3 separate regions of the Homo sapiens genome follow, and regions 1 and 3 are each linked to region 2. The links are chromatin contacts, found by Hi-C or POLR2A ChIA-PET in ENCODE. All regions are on one chromosome and are shown on one strand. The core of a region is the stretch at or near the end of the contact, and the rest is flanking DNA. Distances in the headings are between cores, read along the strand shown.

Region 1 (2,700 bases), core at 107-2,606, 160 kb after region 2:
AACAATGTAGTGTAGTGAAACAAACATGGGTTTTGAAGTTAGACAAACTTGGGTTTCAATCTGATGTTTGTTTGTTTTTTTGATATGAGATGAGATCTGTATTAGTCCATTCTCAACGCTGCTGATAAAGACATACCTGAGACTGGGTAATTTATAAAGGAAAGAGGCTTAATTGACTCACAGTTCAGCATGGCTGAGGAGGCCTCAGGAAACTTACAATTATGGCGGACGGGATGCAAACTCGTCCTTCTTCACATGGTGGCAGCAAGGAGAAGTGCGAGCAAAGTGGGAAAAACCCCTTATAAAACCATCAGATCTTGTGAGGACTCACTTCGCTATCATGAGAACAGCATGGGGGGACTGCCTCCATCATCTAGTCACCTCCTACGAGGTCCCTCCCCCAGTGCATGGGGATTACAATTTGGATTACAATTCAAGATGAGATTTGTGTGGGGACCCAGAGCGAGACCTTGTCAGGATCTTACTGTGTTGCCTCTCTGGGCTCAAGCGATCCTGGTACTTCAGCCTCCTGAGCAGTTGGAATTTCAGGGGCACACCACTGTGCCTGGCTTCCAGTCTGATCTTAAAGGATATGACCTTGCATATGTCTCCCCATCTGAAACCTACCTCATGAGTTTAAGGATCAAATGATGTTTTTACGTAACAGTAGTAACTATTACCATTATTATAATAATTTGGAGTTATTACTTGAGGGAAAAGTAACATTTTTAAAGAAAATCGGTTGTTCCAATTAGCATATTCAGAGACGGTTGTATGTGTAGGGGAATTATGATACATTTCCAAATGTGTACTGGGATTTTTTTTTTAATATCTGCAGTTTTGGTATAGCTGTGGTAAGTAAGCCTTTGGGGTGAAAAGGTTGATTTACTAGAGATAGGCTGTGATGTGCCAGCTAGTATTACTCTACAGTGTTCAAGGATCTGTGAGAAGCAATACTTCCTGTACATTTTCAGGAGTAGAAAGGAGCAGTGGTGGCCCAAAGTGCCTGGCCGCTGCACAGTGGTCATGCCCCCTAAAAATTGAATGAGTCTGTAGAGTGAGCCCAATCTAGCCCAGGAGTGTTTGAACTCTGGGTCACACTTTAATTTGATTAACACTTTCACTTATTAATGGTCTTGATTTGTCTTGGCACTTTGCAATTAAATGGTCTATACAAAGACTTTCTCCTTTGGACACAGCGTATATTTGTCGTCTAACTACAGAGTTTAGCATCAAATAATTTTATGACAGACCACATTTGGCATGCCTAGTTATTCAGGGAATTTTCAAAGAACCATAGAGGGACTTTTTAGTCACACATCCTCTCTGTTCTTAGTCATCTACTCCTTTTATGGTAGTCATTAGCCAGTATCTCTCAACCTCTTCTACAATGTTTAACAGTTAGTGTACACTCTCTGTAGCACTGGTTTTTTTTGAGCTCTGTGTACTTAATAATGAGACAGTCAGCATATACTTGTGAAAACATAAACTAAATGTTGGTATATTCTCCGCATGGTTTCTTTTTATAGAACCACAGTTGTTAACACACATTAACTACTTCAAAATCACTAATTAAAACATTTTCTCATCTGTATTTTGGGAGTATTATCTTTTCTCCCCTCCAGTTGTACCACTTAAGTATCATTGGTTACATTCAGAATTAAGGGACAAGAGAAATGAAAGACAGTGTGATTTAGAAGTTTTCCTTTAATGCATAGGAAAACAGACGTTTTCATATTCTAGGTAATCAGAAGTACCTTCTACATTTAACTACTTGACCCTAATGACCTGGTCAAATTCCAGTGTTGCACAATTGCATTGTACCTTCCCTAATACCCAGTGAATTTAATTGTTTGGCTACAAACTATTCCCCTTAACTTTTTAGAACCATTTTGTAGGCTGTGCTCTTATAAAGATATATCAAAAGCCGCACTTGTCACCTTTTCTAAAAATGCAAGTCATTTTCACCCCCTCTCCTTCTAATCCTTCTACTTTCTCCCCATATTTATAAACACATTTCCCAAAAAATATTCAATCTTCTTTTTCATGGATCCAAAAGACATTGGACATATGGCTTGAACACAACACTGGGGTAATAATTAATTAAGGTAAGAAAGCAAGGATTTTGGAAAGTGTGGGTTGATGAGTCAGATAATGGTAGGATTTTTCTCCTGATCTCTGGTAAGGTATTACAAAGTTCTCTCCTAATTGTCTTGCAGGCCCCTGACAGCATATCCTGAATTAAACTTGTTCTGTTTTCCCAGCTTACCCTTCTAAATTCTCTATTTCCTGTCACGGCATCTCTCTCCATCCCTTAATCATCTAAACTGGAATCCCAGCTCTCTATTTCACACCCCATATCCAATCCCCTCGGCCCTTAGGGGAGAGCGGGCAATAGATCCTGGCTGCGCTGGTCACCTGTGGGCTCCAGCAGCAAACAGGTGGGTTCATTTCCTGCAGTATGCTGTACAAATGTTTTATTTTTGTATGCCCTGATGTGAAAAGGTTTGGAAAGTATTCAGGATAGAATTTACACTCGTATGAAGGCTGTGCCAGAAATGACCCCAACTGACTTCTGCTTCATCCTCTCCCTCTCTCCTCAAGTACATTTTATGTTATAACCTCATCAAAAAAAGTCTCAGTATCCTAAATACACACACTTTGCCATTTTATTTCCCCATCCTTAATTACATCATTTTG
Region 2 (2,700 bases), core at 60-2,559:
AAAAAAAAAAAAAATTCCCCTGTCGCCTGGGGAGATGTCTCAGTCACTTTTCTCCAGCAGGAAGCTGCTTCATGTTGGAGCCTCCTGGGATTGGCAGAGTTAAAAATCCTTTAACCCAGGATGCCTTGGGCCTTTTGTTCAGCCCTGACAATAGAATTGGGTGGAGGGGGCTGGGAAGGCAAGTAGCTGGGTTAGAGATGCATCCGTGGGGTGGGGGTATGGGGAAGCTTGTGTTCAGCCACTGGGTACATGAAAGCAACTGTGTGTGTGTGTGTGTGTGTGTGTGTGTGTGTGTGTGTGTGTGTGTGTGTGTCGGGGGAGGGTATAAGGGAGCCCAGGGACACTGGGGCACCAGCTCGTTAACACGTGTGTATGAATGCCGGCTGTGCGCTTGGCAAATCCTTAATTACACAGGGAGAACTTCCTGAACCGGGAACTCAGTATCGGTCCCTGAAAGGTTGGGTAATGGCTTCTTCTTGCATCTGGAATCCAAGGGGACCAATCTCTCTGGCTCCCCTGGGCTCTCAGATTCTTCTAGATGTCTTTGTCTTCTAAAATTCTGGGATCCCAAGGGAAGACACATAGTTAAGGACACTCAGAAATGCATACCTTTCAACCCTACTAATCATCCTAAAACCTGTGCTTTCAACATATCACGTCCTTGATCTGTAACCCTCAGGGGCACCCACGATCTCCAATGACTGGGAGTGATGGCATTTAAGTCTTTCCACCATGCAGAAGTTTCTTCCCTCATTCCCCATGAATTCTCTCCTGTAGCCAGCCTGGCCCCTCATAACCCCTTGGATATACTGTATCTTGAATTCTCCAGCCTTTCTGCAGTTGCCTTCCTGGGACATTCATTCCCATGTTCACAATCTAGCCAATTGTATCCCTTCTCTATTCAGTTCTAGCATCAGTCAGTCAATCAACAAGCATTTATTGAAAGTCCACTATGTACAAGACATGTTCTAGGCCCTGGTAATACATCAGAGACTGAGACAAATACCTGTTCTTAAGGATTTTATATTTTAATGGGAGAAACAGAGTAGACTCATGGCTCACGCCTATAATCCCAGGACTTTGGGAGGCCAAGGCAAGAGGATCACTTGAGGCCAGGAGCTCAAAACCAGCCTGGGCAGCAAGTGTCTTCTTTTGCCTCTGCAAAAGAAAATTAAAAATAACAAAAAAAGGAAGCTAAACTAGAGTATTGTGGTAGAGGGGTGTGTGTGTGTGCATGTGGGTGCATCCGTGTGTGTGGTAGGTTGATGGGTGCTGTTTTATTTAGCCAGGGAAGGTCTCTTTGAGGAGGTGGCATTCGAGACCTTCTGGGTGGGAAGGAGGCAGCCATGTGGTGATCTGGGGAAGAGTGCTGCAAGCAGAAAGGCAAGTAAAAACAAAAGCCCTGAGGCAGAAATGTGCTCCTTATGCTTAAGAAACACCGTGAAGGCCAACGTGGTTGGAGCAATGTGAGCAAGAAGAATAGAGGGGCCTTGGGAACATAGGTAGCTGAGTCCTCATGGATCAAGGTAAGAAGTGTGGGTTTTATTTTGTTGCAGTGGGAAGCCTTTGGAGGGTTAGAAGGTGGGGAGTGAAGAAAACAGTTAAGATACTATTGCAAAAGTCCTGGCAGGAGGAGATTTTAAAAACCACAGTTGTGGCTATGGAGATGGTGAGATGTGATACTGGTTTCTGGGTCAGTTTTGGAGGTGGGAATAGATAAGGCTTACTGATGATCTGACCCAGGACTAACTGGGTAGTCCTATGTTGGGGGTAGGAGGTGGATCCATAATTGTGTTTGGGCCATGCCAAGACCTATCAGACATCAGGTAAATATGTGTAGACAGCTTTGAGTCTGGAGTTCAGATTTAAATTTGAGAACCAGCATGTAGGTAGTCTTCAAAGCAGTAGGCCAGAATAATTCCACTTAGGGAGAGAGTCAAGAAAGAAGGTAGCAGATGGCTGAGACTGATGCCACTCCAACCTTTAGAGATCTGGTAGGGGAAAACCCAGCAGAGCAGACTGAGGAAGACAGCCCATGACACTGGAGGAAAACCAGAAGATGGTGATTACAAGGAACTCAGCAAAGGAAGTATTTTGAGAAAGAGGATGTATCAGTCTGCTATTGCTAGGTAACAAACAACCACAAAAATCTCAATGGCATAACAGTAAATATTTATTTGATTCACAAAGCTGTGAGTCAGCTGGAGGTTGGCTAGATGAGGCTGATGTTGGCTGGGCAGCTCTAAGCCACCGTTGGGCTGAGCCTGCTCTGCATACATGTCCCTCACTCTTTTTGTACCTGCAGGCCAGCTAGGGCACATTTTTCTCCCATGGTGATAATAGGCACAAAAAAGCAGGTGGAAACATAAAATGCCTCTAAAGACCTAGATTTGGAACTGGCACCATGTCACCTCCTCCTACATTCCATTGGCCAAAAGGGGTCATGCAGCCACGCCCAAAGTCAAGGGGCAAGAAAGTACAGTATAGTCTACATCTAGCGGGAGGGACTGCAGAGTCGGATTGAAGGGGATAGGGATAGAGTGAGGCAGGACAAGAAATAGGACCCATAATTCAGTCTTCCACAGAGAGAGTGGTCAAACGCATTCAGTGCCACTGACAGGCCAGATGAATAGAGGATGGTGAACTGGCCACCAATGTGACCTTAAGATGTCAGTCATTGGCATCCTTGATAAGAGCTAT
Region 3 (2,700 bases), core at 169-2,668, 240 kb after region 2:
TTTTGACAGATGTGCAAACTGAGGCCCAGAGAGGGAAAAGGATTATTGTCTGGGGCAAAATAGTTTATAGCATCAGAGTTCAGTTTGGCTCTGCTACCAGATCTCCCAAGCTTGAATCCTGGCACCTACAATCTTGGGCAAGTTCCTGAGCCTCTCTGTGCCTCAGCTTTCTTAGCTATAAAACGGGGGAAATAATTGAGCTTGTCTCAGGGCATGGTGGGGATCAAATGAGTCAATGTGAAGCACGCTCGAGCATTTCTAGGGCACTGGAAAGTCCACAAATGTCAGTACAGCTAACATGATGGCAGACAAGGCTAAAATCCAGCTCTCCACTCTCAGCGCGGTGTTTTAGGTTAAGCCTCAAAGCACAACTGGGGTATCTTAATGCTGGAGGCATGTTTGCTGGGCAGAACCAAGATTTCCTAATACCTTGCATGTTGTGGTGGTCGGCCACTTACAGAGAACACTGTGCTCTGTGCTTGCATGGCAATATGTGGTCCCAGAATCTCTATTGCCTCTTCCATCTTCGTTTTAATGCCCTTTTGTTCCCCTTGGAGAGGAATATTTGACTGAATCAGGAGTAATAGTTTCCAGGGTTACCACTTACTGAGCACTCACATGTGCCAGACACTGCTATATACTGGTGTGTGTGAGCTCATGAACTCTTTCCAGCACTTTGAGCTTTATCTTACTACCCCCACTTTACAGAAGTGGCAGCCGGCTCAGAGAGGTTAAGCAGCTTGCCAAAGGTCACACAGCTGGCAAGTGGGTAGAGCTGGGATTGGGCCTCTCTGACTCTTAGAACACCTTCCAGCACATGTCTTGTCTTCAGCCTCGAAGCTGAGCAAGGTGTTCGAATCCGATCGTTACCTCTATAACTTCCCTGAACCTTGGACCTCTCTTCTTCATGGGGTGTGGATTTCTCCTGGCACGTGCACAGCATTGCCCTGAGGAACAAGAGGAGGAAGATCTCCTACTGGGGCCAGCAGTAGACCAGGAGTTAGGATAGCTCTCCAGGGCTGAATGCCCCGTCAGTTCTCTTGTCCTGGCTCTGTGTGACCTTGGGCCAGTCACTTCCCCTCTCTGGGACTCAGGAGCAAAAGACAGAAGCAAGACATACATGCCTTCTGCAAGCTCTGGACTATGCTTCTCCCTACAGCACATTGGAAGCATGGAGGTCTCCGCCAGCATCCCTGGACATGCCATCCAGGCCTCGAGGATTTTACAAAAGCTCTCGGGTGGGAGGCGAGCGCTGTTCTATGGTGCCAGCCTTCGAGGCTTCTGGATAGTGCGGCCGTGTACATGATCCTGGAGACACACATGCCCGCATTGTCCTTGGAACTGGAACTGGGAAACCCCACCACAGCAGGCTGGCTGCCCCAGCCCCACAGCCCGCCAGGCGGCCTCCCTCCCTCCCTCCCCTCTCAGGCAGGGCAGCTAAGCTGCCAGCTGCTAGCAAGGCCTATTGTTCAGCAGTGACAAGAAATGGCTGCAGAGCACAGCACCCTCCTGGAGAGAGGCTGGAGGCGGAAGGGGGAGGGTGGGGTGAGCTGGGGAAATGTCCCTGACACCGGCTTCCCTGGGGCGCTGGCCTGCGTGCCCAGGAGGAGTCAGGGACAAACACATCGCTTGTGCGGGGTCTGTCCCCTCCTTCCTTAGGGCCTCACAGACTTCTTTTTCATTTGTCTTCTCGGGACGTGATGATGGGTGGAAGTGTGTGGCCGTGTTTTCGTGGGTCAATGTAGGGAGTCAGGCCTCCTCTAGAAAAAGATTTATGGTCACTTACTTCCCAGCTGATGGCCTGCAAGTAGTGCCAGGTGGCCAAGTGCGTTTGAAAGAGGCTGCTCCTGTCAGTCCAGCCCATGCTCTGAGTGGAATGCACTCCCTGGGCCTGGAGAGGCTCCCGTGGAGCTGAGGGGCCTGACGTTTGTGGGTAGCTTCATGGCGTCTGAGCGCCTCACACACATTTGCTTTTTTTTTTTTTGAGACGAAGTCTCGCTCTGTAACCCAGGCTGGAGTGCAGTGGTGTGATCTTGGTTCACTGCAACCTCCGCCTCCCGGGTCCTGGTTCAAGCAATTCTCCTGCCTCAGCCTCCTGAGTAGCTGAGATTACAGGCATGTACCACCATGCCCAGCTAATTTTTGTATTTTTAGTAGAGACGGGGTTTTACCATGTTGGCCAGGCTGGTCTTGAACTCTTGACCTCGTGATCCGCCCAACTCAGCCTCCCAAAGTGCTAGGATTACAGGCTTGAGCCACCGTGCCTGGCCCATTTGCTTTCTTTGATTCTCATGGCAGTTCTGGAGGAGGTGGCAGGGGAGGGAGGCTCTGCAGACGTGGGGACACTGAGGAGCAGAGGGCATGGGCCACTGAGTACAGAAGTGGCACAGACAGAAGAGCAGGTCCCAGACCCAGGCCCCTCCCTTTATCACCCTCAGGTGGCGGCTTTCGGGCTTAGAAAAAACAGCCAGAAATTTACGAAAAAATCAAGGTCTATAAGTGAGCCATGGAGCCAGAAGCCACATATTCTGTTGGGGCTTTGTAACAGGGGCAGGGTGGGAACTGAAACCATTCTGAGCTTTGATTCTGTCCTTTCTGTCCCTGATACCACCTCTCCTCCCGCTGCCCCAAACACACACACACTCAGCCATAGTGGAGGGGAAGAAGTGATGCAGCTACAGGTGGCCACTGTCTTCCTCA

The links. Hi-C counts contacts between places; a loop is a spot of excess contacts on that map. ChIA-PET counts read pairs that join two places held with the same protein, here RNA polymerase II (POLR2A). Pooled maps may share reads with other maps.
Region 1: a map of endothelial cell of umbilical vein shows a loop between it and region 2 (3-fold over the local background). The contact joins the enhancer-like site here to the promoter of LINC01800 in region 2. A Hi-C loop is called at or near these places in 1 of 168 maps with a recorded cell type or tissue (endothelial cell of umbilical vein), 7 of 37 single-sample maps with no recorded cell type and 9 of 50 pooled maps. POLR2A ChIA-PET finds 5 or more read pairs at or near these places in 3 of 52 experiments (CD4-positive, alpha-beta T cell, GM10248 and activated B cell).
Region 3: a loop to region 2 is called in a map of right lobe of liver, with 2.7 times the contacts of the local background. The contact joins the enhancer-like site here to the promoter of LINC01800 in region 2. A Hi-C loop is called at or near these places in 6 of 168 maps with a recorded cell type or tissue (CD4-positive, alpha-beta memory T cell, GM18951, IMR-90 and 3 more), 2 of 37 single-sample maps with no recorded cell type and 4 of 50 pooled maps. POLR2A ChIA-PET finds 5 or more read pairs at or near these places in 10 of 52 experiments (A673, AG04450, CD8-positive, alpha-beta memory T cell and 7 more).

What each region holds. Positions count from the first base shown.
Region 1 is chr2:64,697,532-64,700,231 of GRCh38, reverse strand. No RefSeq gene overlaps it. Among named protein-coding and RNA genes, the nearest start is that of SERTAD2, 45 kb to the right of the region's middle. RefSeq lists enhancers at 136-195, 1,273-1,342. Within about 2 kb of position 1,356, at least 3 of the 41 ENCODE cell types and tissues checked have a DNase peak (open chromatin) inside an H3K27ac peak, as active enhancers do.
Region 2 is chr2:64,862,240-64,864,939 of GRCh38, reverse strand. LINC01800 (long intergenic non-protein coding RNA 1800) reads left to right here and starts at 1,309. Exons shown (of 5, transcript NR_110224.1): 1 at 1,309-1,526.
Region 3 is chr2:64,626,269-64,628,968 of GRCh38, reverse strand. No RefSeq gene overlaps it. Among named protein-coding and RNA genes, the nearest start is that of SERTAD2-AS1, 9.3 kb to the left of the region's middle. RefSeq lists an enhancer at 2,620-2,700. Within about 2 kb of position 1,418, at least 5 of the 41 ENCODE cell types and tissues checked have a DNase peak (open chromatin) inside an H3K27ac peak, as active enhancers do; they include OCI-LY7, where a contact is called at or near this core.